Linked DNA regions of Mus musculus: region 1 is linked to region 2. The links are chromatin loops, found by intact Hi-C in ENCODE. Cell type or tissue: gastrocnemius. All regions are shown on one strand. Each heading gives the region's core, and the rest is flanking DNA. Links, peaks and the distances in the headings are about the cores only.

Region 1 (7,159 bases), core at 713-5,712, 250 kb before region 2:
GGTGGGGAGCGGGCGCAGCATGGGGTCTGGGAACTCCAGTGCTGAGGGGACACTCCCGGTGCGGGCCTGGGAGGAGCAGGCCTCGACCTCGGGGTCCGCAGCTGCTGTCAATCCAGGGATTGATTCTCCTTTCGAAGGCTATTAAAGCACCACAAATGGTTCTTTTTGTTGTTTTTCAGAGACAGGATGTCCCAGTTTTGTAGACTCACCTGTCCTGAATTCGCTATATAGACCCGGTTGTCCTCGAAATCAGAGACTCGCCTACCTATTGACTTCCCATTCTAGGATTAAAGATTTGCTCTGCTGCGCAGGGACTTATTTCTTACTCTAGAGCTAAAGGTCAGAAGGGCGCTAAGTGCTAAGAAATTGATGCAGCACGTGGAGCTAGCCTCCTAAGTTGTGTTACTTGTCCGTTTTTAGGAATTTCTTTGATTACGGAGTGAAAGGTGGGGTGTGGATGTTATTGAACAAAGTACGTAGTATGTTAAACTATACTATAAAATGTAAGAATTTTGTGGGTTTTCGAGACAGGGTTTCTCATGTGTAGTCTTGGCTAACCTGGGACTTGCTCTGTAGACCAAGCTGGCCTTGAACTCAGATATCCCCTGCCACTGCCTCCAGAGTGCTGGGATTAAAGGTGTAGCTCGGCAAGAATTTTATGTATATTAAGCTACATTGTAATATATAAGAATTTTAAAAACTTTTAAGAAATGCTGAAAGTGGTAATTGAATTATTTGTTGTTAGTTGCTTGTGGGTGGGTTTCCCTGTGTAGCCCTGGCTGATCTGTTGACCAGGCTGGTGCTGGCTTCAAACTCACAGATAAAAGGTGTGTGCTATAGCCAAGGGTCTCGAGATATTGGACTCTTAACTGAATTTCAACACAAATTAGGCATACTTTTTACATTTTTAAATGTGAGCAATGTGAAATTCATTTTTAGATGCTCATTTATACATACTTGGGAAACTCCTGTTTCATATAGCTTTCAAGCAGTTTTTCAAGCAAGCTTTCTTGCTAAGAGATAGAAGGCCCAGGGTATGGTAGTGGCACAGACTTAAAGTCCCAGTGTTAGCTCTGGAGGCTCAGACAGAGGATCAGCATGAGCTTCATGGTCAGTTGGAGGCCAACATGGACCACATTGATGACTGGACTTGATCTTCAAAACAAAATGGGGTACAAGGTATATGCAAGGCTTTCAGGGAGACAGCCTTAAAAATGCTAGTTATTCATGTAACTAGTTCCTAAGTACTAACCACAGGGGTGGTAGGAGAAGCCTAGTCTGTGGAGGCTTTTGTCTTCAGGATGGGAGTTTGATCTCTGGACATGCCTGTGCATACGAACCCACCAAACAAAACAAAGCAAAACAAACCCCTCAATTTACAGTATTTTGCTAAGATTGTTTTTTGTTGTTTTTTGACTGGACTTGAACTCAGAGATTTACGTGCCTCTGCCTCCTGAATGTTGGGCTCAAAGACATGTACAGTCATGCCCTCTGTATTTTCTTAGATTATTACATTAAAGCAAATTTAAACAAATGTTTTTGCCTATGTAGTATCTGTGTACATACATGTGGAGGTCATCATTGACTGTCTTCTATCTCAATCTTATTTAAGATTTTTTTGAGGCCAAGTTGGCCTCAACTCAGATCAGCCTGCCACTGTCTCCCAAGTGCTGAGACAAAGGGCATGCACCACCACTGTGTAGCACGACTTTTACTTTATATGTATGGGTGTTTTGCTTTCATGTATGTGTATACATACGTACGTACATACATACATATGAACGAACCACACCTATCAGTGCTCATGAAGGCCCAGAAAGGGCATGGATGCCAAGGGCTTGGGTTGCAGAAGGTTGTAAGACACGTAGGTGCTGGGACTCTGAACCTTGGTTGTCTGGAAGCGCAATGAGCCTCTCCATCCTGAAGCCTGGTTTTAAGAGATAAGATCTCTGACTCTGGAGCTCTCTGGTTGGCTAGAGTGGCCGGCAGGAAGCCTGGGAATCCTCTAGGTTATTTGAGAGAATTCTTTGCATGGCATTGTAACAAGTTCTCTTTGTTATATTTAAATGAAATAAAAACAACATTGATAGAAATAAAAATTTGTTCAACCAGTTACTCAATGGTTTCTTGTTTCAGCAGATACCTGTTTGTTGGGAACAATGTGTCCGCTGCTTCCATACACAAGTTGATAAGCCAGAAAATGGCAGGCTGATTTATACTGGAAACCTGGCCCGAACGATATTTGGTGAGTAGTCTGAAGTGAGATTATTTCCTTATTTTCCTTTTTCTTTTTGAGATTATAAAATAATTACGCTTCTCCCTTCCCCTTCCTGCCTTCAAAACTTCCTATATCCCCTCCCCCGTTAGTTTCGTTTAAATTCATGGCGTCTTATCCTCAGTTATTGCATGGATATATGTATATGCATAAATATTTCTAATTATAATTTGTTGAATAGATACAGTGTTACTTGTTTGTGTTTTCAGGGCTGACCATTTTGTGATGAAAAACCAGTTGATGTGTTCTTTCCTGGGGAAGACCACCTCTCCCAGGCCCAGCTTTACTCAATTGCCTGTAGTCTTTGCATGGGGTTGAGATCTCTGGGGCTTGTGCCCAGTAAACCTTTTTTAGCATATGTTAGTTAACCTTGTTGTTTGTTTGTTTTGTTTTGTTTTTGTTGTTGGTGGTGTTTTTTTTTTTTTTTTTAGCATGTCTCAATTATTTTTTTCCTTAAAGCTTTTTGAAACAATGTAGAGGTTGAGACTTTGTTTTTAGGGTTTCAGTGATGTTTAAAGGCCGAGTTGCAGTGTGTGATTTGATACCTAGGCACTGAAGCTTCCCTTCCATCATTATTTGTCTTAGAATAGCCAACAGACAAATACAACTCTGTGAGTATTCTAAGAGGAGTGGAAGGAGATTGTTACAGTTTGATTTGAGCTCTGCAGCTCATGTATTTAATAGATTAATAATATCTTAATAATATATTTATAAATATATTTATAATAATAAAAGCACAATAATATAATAATATATACTTACTAGCCTAACTTTCCCAGCTGATGGCGCTGTTTTGAGAGTTCTGGAAACCCTAGAAGAGGCCTTCCTCTTAGAAAGTGGGTCACTGGGGGTGAGTTCTGGAGGGAGGAATATCTTGTTCCCAGTTCCTCCCATCCTTCTCTCTCTGGTTCCAGTTTGCCATGAAGGTCTTCCACTACATAAACCTTTTGGCATGATGTTTCACCCAAGTTCTTAGGGACTAAGCAACTGTAGATTGAGAACTCAGAAATAATGAGTCAAAGTTGCCTTTTCCTTCTTTTAAGTTGCCGTTTTTCAGTATTTGGTCAAATGCAAAAGCTGTGACCAAAAACCTGGTAATACTTCTTTTATGTTGTTTTGAGACAAAGTCCAGACTATCTTGTATACCTGGTGCCACAGACCATTTTGGTCCCTTGTCTGCGAGGAACGGGTCTCAGGTGGGCAAGGAGTCAGCGGGAATTGACAGACTCGACACAAGGGAGTGTGGATCTGAATGTAACTTGTCAAATTGAACATCAAACTTTTTATACAGAAGAAAATACGGAAGTTGGGTGACACAACCAGCAAGGTACAAAGAGGTTACTGGATTCTTACATAAAACAGGAATGCAAACACGGAAGGACTGGTGGGAACCTACTGGGATAAAATTTAATGTTAACAACTGAGATCAAAAACAGCTCCACCTAAGGTCCACTTAATCTTAGAAGCCAGGGGCAAGGGCTTCGTGCCCTTGCCATAGTTCCTATTCTAGTCCACCTTGTATAGTCCACCTTCCCCCTAGGCCATTGTAAATACTTGTGTATGGGTGTAACTCAGCTACCTATAGTTCTAAGTATCTACTCTGGTTCCTCTTTAGGTCACAAACTTCCTTCTTCCTAGATAATGGTAAATTTCTGTGTTGGGCAGTGACTTAGCTATCCATGCCCAAGGTCGTATCAAGGACTGCCTAGAATCTAACTTAGCTATACATCAAAATATCAATCCTTCGGAGCACTTATAATAAAGCAATATTAAGGGAAAACACACAGATCCGTTTACCAACTAAAGCAAGGACATTGGAGCATTCTGTATACAGGATGCCACAGTTCCAGGAGACTAAGTTTCCATGAACTTTTCACCTCGGGACAGCACCCAGGTTTTCGGGGCCTGTCATGCGTGTCACTAATGGAGTGCATGTAGCAACCTGGCCCTGGTTATACCTCTTTAGAATAGTTGTTTGAAGCTGGGTGTGGGGGTGCACACCATTAGTGCAAGTGTATATCTGTGAGTTGGGGGCTAGCCTTGTTTGAGGACAGTCAGAGCTACATAGTGAAACTCTGTCTCCAAAAAAAAAAAAAAAAAAAAAAAAGTCACAGGGTGACAGGGGCCTGTAATAACATCTGGCCTCACTGGCCTCATTTTTACTTAAATGTTTCTAAATTTAACATTTAAAATGTGGGTGGAGCTGGCAGTGTCGCTCAGTGGTTAGAATACTTACTTGCCTAGGGCTTAAAGTCCTATGTTCAGTTCTGAGCATTGAGGGAATGTTTTATATTTCCAAAATCTGTAAATAATGTTTGTTCAGTTCTTCTTGGAATTTGTAGAAGACTTATTTATTCTCCCAGGGATAGAGGATTATTGTAGAGAAGGAAAGGTGGCATATTGAATAAGTTCAGTAAAGCTATTTACTGACTTTGGTCATAGTTTAGTGGAGACACTCAGAAGAACTTAGTGAAGTTACATGATTTATTAAGTCCTCAGAGTTGTCCTGTATTTTAGTAACCTCAGTAAGAATGGAATCAGAAATACCCTGCAGATTGCTGTATGGCCAAGTATGGCCACAGCATTTCAGTGCCTACACTTACTCATGTTGGTATAAAATGACTGTAAAATTTAACTCTGGAAATCTGTTGGTTTTCAAGTATATGGTATTATAGTACACTTAAAATTTTAGCTATCTATAACTTTTTCAGAATAAGGACCAATTATTCTACTGACTTTAGAATTGCAATTCAGTGGTTATTATCATTAGGGGGTTAGAAAGTTCTTCAAAAGTCTTAATGAGTTGAAGGTTTATAAAGGAAGGGTTATTGATTTGTCCTGTATCCTTCCTTGACTCTTGTTTGTAAAGGAGAAAGCCAAGATGGATTTTTGTATGGATAAGCTATAATGTCTGTGGGAAGAGTGTAACTGGAATATCAAAGTTCTACAATTTTGGAGCTAGGCAGAAGTTTAGTGTTTAAAAGAGTGCTGGCTGCTCTTACATATTCAATTCTCAGTGACCACATGGAGGCTAACAAGCATTTGTAACTACAATTCCATGGGATCTGACTCCTTCCTACAGATACCAGGTATACATGGGTTGCACAGACAAAACATCAACAGATAACATAGTGATTTTAAAACTTTTTTGGTTGGGCAGTGGTGGCACACACCTTTAATCCCAGCACTCAGGAGGCAGAGGCAGGCAGATCTCTGAGTTTGAGACCAGCCTGGTCTATAAGAGCAAGCTCTAGGACAGCCAGGACTATTCAAGAGAAACCCTGTATTGAAAAACAAAACCAAGGGCTGCAGAGATGGCTCAGCAGTTAAGAACACTGACTGTTCTACCAGAGGTTCGGAGTTCAATACCCAGCAACCACGTGATGGCTCACAACCATCTGTAGTAGAATCTGACACCCTCTTCTGGTATATCTGCAGACAGTGACAGTGTACTTACATAAAAAAACCAAACAAATCTTAAAAAAAAAAGAAAGAAAAGAAAAGAAAAACCAAAACCAAAACAAAATGCAATTGTAATTGGTAGAGGAAGTTGTTCCCTGAGTCTTTGTTCTGGGTAGTAGAAGTGGAAAGTTGCTTGTCAAAGGTTGGAGCTACTTTGTACCTGGGAACTCACCAGAAATACCCAGGAAGTGGTGTGATTTGGAGCATTAACTGCTCCATGGAAAACACTTGAAGGCTTCCCTCATTATTGTTAATGCAGTCACAGATAATTACAGATCTGCTATGTATTGTACAGGGGCACTGTGTTAGGGATACTATACTTAAAGGTAATGTAGAATCTTAACATTGGTAGGAAAGAAAGGGTGAATATACCACATATTTAGTGCAGTATTTCTAAGTTGTAAGTTAGATATGAGTTCACGTTGAGGAGACAGATTGGTCTTATCGGGATACCTTTCCATAAGGCCTTTCCATAATGCCTTGTCTGACGAGTAAAGTCTGGTATGAGGTGTGGAAGGAGCACATATATCCTAGGTGCAGAATACTTAGTACAAGCAGAGGCAGGAGGATTGTCAGACTGAAGGGATCTCTGAGCGTGTCTGGGAAAGATTCCCTACATCAGCTTAGTTAGTGTGGGAAGATCCACCCTAAATGGGAGTTTGCCATTCCATATGTGGGGTCCTGGGCTGGATAAAGGCGAGAGAGCTCACTGAGCTTTCCTAACCGAATGGCCTGTGCCTGGCCACATTCCAGCAGTTCCTGATGCTGCACCTTCCTATCTGGTAGTTTCTTTTTAGTAACTGAGAACAAGAGAAATGTATGTTCTTACAGGTCTGGGGGCTACAGTGTGACCTGGGTCACATTTCTTGAAGACTCTAGGAAGTAGTATTCTTACCCCTTAATCCGCTGGTGGCTCCTGGCTACCTTAGCATTCTTGGCTTATAATTTGTCTGTGACTGTTACTTGTTCTTCCTGTGGCAGCCTTCCCTGCATCGCTTACTTTTTGTGTCCTTATAAGGGCACTTTCATTAGATTTAGAGCCCACCTTAATCCTGCATGATCTCATTTTGTTCTTTAGATCTACAAAGATCTTACTTCCAAATAAGGACACATTATAAAATTCTTGTAGGCATCAGTTTTAGGGGACACTAACTTACTACAGTGTAACAAAAGTAATGGGGAAGGTATTTTGGAAGGGCTGAGAGTGTTATATAGGAGTCAGCATGGTCCTCAGTGATCCCGTGCGTGCTGCTGTCATATCAAGCACCTGTGGGAAGAGAGGCACTAAACAACAGCCAGTGGCAGTGGATAAGAATGACAGCTTCGTTCCACTTTTGTGAACAGTAAGTTGTCAGACTTCTGTTTTTGTCAGTGTTAGAAAGCAGTAACACTTACATGGATCTTACAAATTGAGATTTTTGT
Region 2 (7,159 bases), core at 1,093-6,092:
CACACCTATGGTCACTTGATCTTCGACAAGGGAGCTAAAACCATCCAGTGGAAGAAAGACAGCATTTTCAACAATTGGTGCTGGCACAACTGGTTGTTATCATGTAGAAGAATGCGAATCGATCCATACTTATCTCCTTGTACTAAGGTCAAATCTAAGTGGATCAAGGAACTTCACATAAAACCAGAGACACTGAAACTTATAGAGGAGAAAGTGGGGAAAAGCCTTGAAGATATGGGTACAGGGGAAAAATTCCTGAACAGAACAGCAATGGCTTGCTCTGTAAGATCGAGAATTGACAAATGGGACCTAATGAAACTCCAAAGTTTCTGCAAGGCAAAAGACACCGTCAATAAGACAAAAAGACCACCAACAGATTGGGAAAGGATCTTTACCTATCCTAAATCAGATAGGGGACTAATATCCAACATATATAAAGAACTCAAGAAGGTGGACTTCAGAAAATCAAATAACCCCATTAAAAAATGGGGCTCAGAACTGAACAAAGAATTCTCACCTGAGGAATACCGAATGGCAGAGAAGCACCTGAAAAAATGCTCAACATCCTTAATCATCAGGGAAATGCAAATCAAAACAACCCTGAGATTCCACCTCACACCAGTCAGAATGGCTAAGATCAAAAATTCAGGTGACAGCAGATGCTGGCGTGGATGTGGAGAAAGAGGAACACTCCTCCATTGTTGGTGGGATTGCAGGCTTGTACAACCACTATGGAAATCAGCCTGGCGGTTCCTCAGAAAACTGGATATAGTACTACCGGAGGATCCAGCAATACCTCTCCTGGGCATATATCCAGAAGATGCCCCAACTGGTAAGAAGGACACATGCTCCACTATGTTCATAGCAGCCTTATTTATAATAGCCAGAAGCTGGAAGGAACCCAGATGCCCCTCAACAGAGGAATGGATACAGAAAATGTGGTACATCTACACAATGGAGTACTACTCAGCTATTAAAAAGAATGAATTTATGAAATTCCTAGCCAAATGGATGGACCTGGAGGGCATCATCCTGAGTGAGGTAACACATTCACAAAGGAACTCACACAATATGTACTCACTGATAAGTGGATATTAGCCCAAAACCTAAGATACCCAAGATATAAGATACAATTTCCTAAACACATGAAACTCAAGAAAAATGAAGACTGAAGTGTGAACACTATGCCCCTCCTTAGAAGTGGGAACAAAACACCCTTGGAAGGAGTTACAGAGACAAAGTTTGGAGCTGAGATAAAAGGATGGACCATGTAGACACTACCATATCCGGGGATCCATCCCATAATCAGCTTCCAAATGCTGACACCATTGCATACACTAGCAAGATTATGCTGAAAGGACCCTGATATAGCTGTCTCTTGTCAGAGTATGCCTGGGCCTAGCAAACATAGAAGTGGATGCTCACAGTCGGCTATTGGATGGATCACATGGCCCCCAATGAAGGAGCTAGAGAAAGTACCAAAGAAGCTAAAGGGATCTGCAACCCTATAGGTGGAACAACATTATGAACTAACCAGTACCCCGGAGCTCTTGACTCTAGCTGCATATGCATCAAAAGATGGCCTAGTCGGCCATCACTGGAAAGAGAGGCCCATTGGACACGCAAACTTTATATGCCCCAGTACAGGGGAACGCCAGGGCCATAAAAGGGGATCGGGTGGGTAGGGGAGAGGGGGTGGGTGGCTATGGGGGACTTTTGGTATAGCATTGCAAATGTAAATGAGCGAAATACCTAATAAAAAATGGAAAAAAAAAAAAAGAGTTGATTTTAAAACAGGTGCCACGTCTGAATGTAGCAGAATACCTTCTTTCAGCTTGTTCTTCATATGCTGGGAGAGCTAGGGCAATAGACAATGTTTCTAATTTTTTTAAATTTAAAAACAATGTGTTACTTAAAATTATATCTTGAGCATGTGAAATTTTCTTAAAATTTGATTGTTAGAAAACACATGGTGGAACTAACTTGTGGCTCTAGGGGAGCAGAGGCCCTTATTCCTGTGAAGGCTCCCAGTGTAGGGAAATGCCAGGACTGGGAATGGGAGTGGGTGGATTGGGGAGCAGGGGGCGGTGGGAGGAGATAGGGCATTTTTGGAGGGGAAACTAGGAAAGGGGATAACATTTGAAATGTAAATAAAGAAAATATCTAATAATTTTTTTTAAAGTTGATTGTTTGGGGACTTCAAAGCTAGTGTCATTATGATAGTGTCAAAGGACTTCAGCAGTTCCCAGCAGCTTGTCTTTCAATGATGGCATTGTCTTGGGAAAACTTAGCAGGGTGTCACTATTTTGACACTCTCACCAGGGTGTCCTGGCCTGTACTGCAGAGGAATAGCCTTCTCTCTCACCCTGTTGCTTAAGTTTGGGGTCCAGTAGACATGTCCTCTCCCCGATACTGGCTTTGCTAATCATCAAGCTCTTCCTGCCGTGCAAATCCAGAGGTTCTGCTCCATTCTTAATTTTACAGAATTGGGACAGTTTATAGTTTATATTTTGGGTTTCTTGTGAGAATAAATGAGAGGCATATGCAGTAGAGTACTAGATGGATTAAGTGTGTTGTTTCTAGTTAACCCGTAGTGGGATATTGGGTATATTTTAGGTATCCTATTTCCTCATCCATAGAAGGAGTACATTGTATCTGTTTTTTCAAGCAGTTGATTAGATACAAAGAATGCACAAACATGAGTTGGTCCTTTTTACAACACTATTCCTGGAATATATACTGAGTTCCAGTAGATTATGTTTTTCCCCCACTGAACTCTGCTGATTTTGTTTGAGATAGGGTTTCTCTATGTAGGCCTTGTAGGCCTAGAACTCATATATAGACCAGCTTGGCCTCAAACTCATAGAGACATGCCTGCCTCTGTCTCCCCAGTGCTGAGATTAAAGGTGTGTGTCACCATGTCCTGCTGAATTCTGATGTTTTAAATGTCTCAACTTGGGCAAAAGAGTGCTGATGAGCTCCATAGTCCACAGGCAGGAGTGAAGATGCTGACTGGTGGGGAAGCTGGAAGGATTCACAGAACAGGCTCAGGAGTGACAGACTGTGAGCCTGCCAAGAAACTGTACAGGGAGCTCCTTCCCTCACACTGCTAAAAATACTGCTGGGAGAGTAATTTCTCTGGTCCTAATTTAGAAATCAAAGACAGAGCCACCATTTTCATGTTTGGATCCTGGTCAGCCTTCAGTCTGAGTTTTAAATTTCAAGAGATTTTTGTGGAGGGAACAGTTAAAATAGCCTGTAGAGTTTGGAAATTTTATTCGAGAATAGGTACATGTTGGGCATCATTTAGGAAATTACTAGTATTTTTGAAAGGCTTTATTAGGAATAGTTGGAATGCCATAGTAAGAAAATCTTTTCAGCTATTGACCTGCCCATAAGTCTATGATTAAATGTGTGTGTGTGTGTGTGTGTGTGTGTATGCGCGCGCGCACAATCTTTCACTGTGGATTATTGTTCACTCACTTCCACAAACATTTATTGAGTTATTATTATGAAAAATACTGCATCCAGCCCTTGAACAGAAGTAGGAAAATATAAAGAGAAGTAGCAAGAGATTCCTATTCTCAAGTGATCTTAGAGTGTTCTGGGAAACACGAGGCTTCAAAACCAACACAAGGAAACACGTTGGGTTCAGGGTCTAGTCAGGGTTGTTGTGTGTAGAAACAGGCTAATAATGTAGGCTGGATAGAGGGCTCAGCAAATACAAACACTAGATGCACTTCCAGAGGACTAGTCTCAGTTTCTAGCACTACACTTGTCTGTAACTCCAGTTCTAGGGGATCTATTGCCCTTGGTTTTTTTTTGCTGTGACCACCACACACACACAGGCAGTATAATTATATATACACACAGGCAGTATAATTATATACATGCAGGCAAAACATTCCTACACATAAGACAAATAAACCTTAACGACAACAAAAGAAACAGGTCAATTAGCTAAACAACTTGTCAAATCACTTCACCAACTACCAATTACTAAAAGACCAAATTAGTCACAATCAACTTGCCATTCGCCCAGCTCCACTGAGTGTTGCTGAAGAAAGAATTTGCTTATGGGGCTCTATAGAGGAAACCTTTTATTAGTATTATTTAATACTGTATTTGTATTAGTAAAGTGGTTATTTTAAACTTCCAGCCATGGACTATGTCTATGATTTCCAGTCCTCTTGAGTTAGGCCATGGGAGAACATTGTGCATATCAAATTTCAGTAGCCAGAAGTGAAGTTTGCTTAAATAAATCAGACCACTTTAAGAAAGCTGATGCATTAGTTATGTTTTCAGTAGGAAAGAGATGCCACCAAAGGAACTGCCTGGAAATGCAAAGTTAGCTTTGTAAAGGTGCACATTCAGAAGTGTGGGAAGGATTAGGGAAACCAACAATGGTGGTTCCCACAGATGGGAAGTGTGAGAAGCCATGGCCACATGGAAGGGATGAGATGGTGGCAGTCACCTACCACATCTCATTTCTAGCAGGTGCCTCTCACTGCTCACAGCCAGTGATGAGCAGAGGTAACGAATTGCTAGGCAGAGGAAAGGGCAGAGAAGAGACATGGCACCTGTCTCATAAGAATAGGGGCATAAGGCATAAGTCTCGGATGCCTCCTATAAGGTGGTTTTAGAGAATCTAATAGAACATCTGTTTGGCTTACTAAAGCCCCTCTACAGACCTCTTGAAACATAGACATTTCTGCATTGACTTCCCTAAAGCTTAAAAGAATTTTAGTAGAGGGCCAGGGTACAATGTATGGCTCAGGCTAGAATCTTGTTATCTTGATTTTGTCTTGAGAGAACTGTACCTTAGTGTATCAGCCTGAAGCAAGATAGGGTGGACACCACTGTTGATGCAAGTGTAACTGACTGTGAGCGTTAGATCTACACAGGACTGATGCTTAATAGCAACCCCAGGTGATAAGGTTGAGGCAGAATACTCAAAGCAACTGTATTTCTCACTTCGAGCCTGAGTTTCCTCTGGATTAAGTGAATCTCTGAGGTTCTTAGATACTGAGGAGAAGGAATCGCCAAGATGGTGATAGACCTCCCACTAATAAAGTCACATGGGTCTTTGGAGGATTTAGGAGCATAACAACTGAGATACATGTCTTTGATTCTTTTTGTTTTGTTTTTGTTTGTTTTTGGTTTTGGTTTTTTTGTTTTGTTTTGTTTTGTTTTGTTTTGTTTTGTTTTTAGATAAGGTTTCTCTGTATAGCCCTGGGTGTCCTGGAACTCACTTTGTAGACAAGGATGGCCTTGAACTCAGAAATCCGACTGCCTCTTCCTCCCGAGTGATGGGATTAAAGGTTTATGCCACCACAACCGGCTTGAGTAGGAATTTTGATGGGGATTGCATTGAATCTGTAGATTGCTTTCAGCAGGATAGCCATTTTTACTATATTAATCCTGCCAATCCATGAGCATGGGAGATTTTTCCATCTTCTGAGATCTTCTTCAATTTCTTTCTACAGAGACTTGAAGTTCTTAACATACAGATCTTTCACTTTCTTAGTTAGGGTCATACCAAGATATTTCATATTATTTGTGACTATTGTGAAGGGTGTTATTTCCCTAATTTCTTTCTCATCCTGTTTACCCTTTGTGTAGAGAAAGGCCACTGATTTGTTTGAGTTAATTTTATATCCAGCTACTGTACTGAAGCTGTTTATCAGGTTTAGGAGTTCTCTGGTGGAATTTTTAGGGTCACTTATATATACTGTCTTAGTCAGGGTTTCTATTCCTGCACAAACATCATGACCAAGAAGCAAGCTGGGGAGGAAAGGGTTTATTTGGCTTACACTTCCATATTGCTGTTCATCACCAAGGAAGTCAGGACTGGAACTCAAGCAGGTCAGGAAGCAGGAGCTGATGAAGAGGCCATGGAGGGATGTTCTTTACTGGCTTGCTTCCCCTGGCTTGCTCAGCCTGCTCTCTTATAGAACCAAGACTACCAGCCCAGAGATGGTCCCACCCACTAGGCACCTTTCCCCCTTAATCACTAAGAGAAAATCCCTTACAGCTGGATCTCATGGAGGCATTTCCTCAACTGAAGCTCCTTTTTCTGTGATAACTCCAGCTGTGTCAAGTTGACACAAAACTAGCCAGTACATATACTATCATATCATCTGCAAATAATGATATTTCAACTTCTTCCTTTCAAATTTGTAACTGAAACCCCTTTACCTCCTTTTGTTGTCTAATTGCTCTGGCTAGGACTTCAATATTATATTGAATAGGTAGGGAGAAAGTGGGCAGCCTTGTCTAGTCCCCGACTTTAGTGGGATTGTTTCCAGCTTCTCTTCATTTAGTTTGATGTTGGCTACTGGTTTGCTGTATATTGCTTTTATTATGTTTAGGTATGGGCCTTGAATTCCTGATCTTTCCATGAGTTTTATCATGAAGGCTTGTTGGATTTTGTCAAACGATTTCTCAGCATCTAATGAGAAGATCATGTGATATTTGTCTTTGAGTTTGTTTATATAGTAGATTATGTTGTTGGATTTCCATATATTAAACTATCCCTGCATTCCTGGGATGAAGCCTACTTGGTCATAATGGAAGATTGTTTGGATGTGTTCTTGGATTCGGTTTGCAAGGATTTTATTCAGTATTTTTGCATTGATATTCATAAGGGAAATTGGTCTGAAGTTTTCTTTCTTTGTTGGATCTTTGTGTGGTTTAGGTATCAGAGTAATTGTGGCTTCATAGAATGATTTGGGTAGAGTACCTTCTGTTTCTATTTTGTGGAATAGTTTTAGGAGAGTTGGAATTAGGTCTTCTTTGAAGGTCTGATAGAACTCTGCACTAAACCCATCTGGTCCTGTGCTTTTTTTGGTTAGGAGACTATTAATGACTGCTTCTATTTCTTTGGGGAAATGGGGCTGTTTAGAGCGTTAATCTGATTCTGATTTAACTTTGGTACCTGGTATCTGACTAGGAAGTGTCCATTTCATTCATGTTTTCCAGTTTTGTTGAGTATACCCTTTTGTAGTAGGATCTGACGTTGTTTTGGATTTCCTCAGGTTCTGTTGGTATGTCTCCTTTTTCATTTCTGATTGTGTTAATTAGGATACTGTCCCTGTGCCCTCTATTAGTCTGGCTAAGGGTTAATCTATCTTGTTGGATTTTCTCAAAGAACCAGTTT

Evidence for each region. Hi-C counts contacts between places; a loop is a spot of excess contacts. Peaks named below come from ENCODE experiments on the same cell type or tissue, not always from the same donor. Only the 100,000 strongest peaks of a DNase experiment are listed, where the experiment ranks them.
Region 1: it touches region 2 in a loop (5-fold over the local background); 1 of 42 quality-filtered maps calls a loop at or near these places.

Annotation. Positions count from the first base shown.
Region 1 is chr1:16,665,529-16,672,687 of GRCm38, forward strand. It overlaps Tmem70 (transmembrane protein 70), which reads left to right. Exons shown (of 3, transcript NM_027415.2): 2 at 2,140-2,245. Among named protein-coding and RNA genes, the nearest start is that of Tmem70, 3.9 kb to the left of the region's middle. In gastrocnemius, for the core only: a CTCF peak has its summit at 3,056 (motif pointing right); no DNase peak of the experiment used is centred there; H3K4me3 peaks cover 651 bases; H3K27ac peaks cover 134 bases.
Region 2 is chr1:16,913,790-16,920,948 of GRCm38, forward strand. No RefSeq gene overlaps it. Among named protein-coding and RNA genes, the nearest start is that of Gm46085, 180 kb to the right of the region's middle. In gastrocnemius, for the core only: no CTCF peak of the experiment used is centred there; a DNase peak (open chromatin) is centred at 3,044; H3K27ac peaks cover 2,308 bases.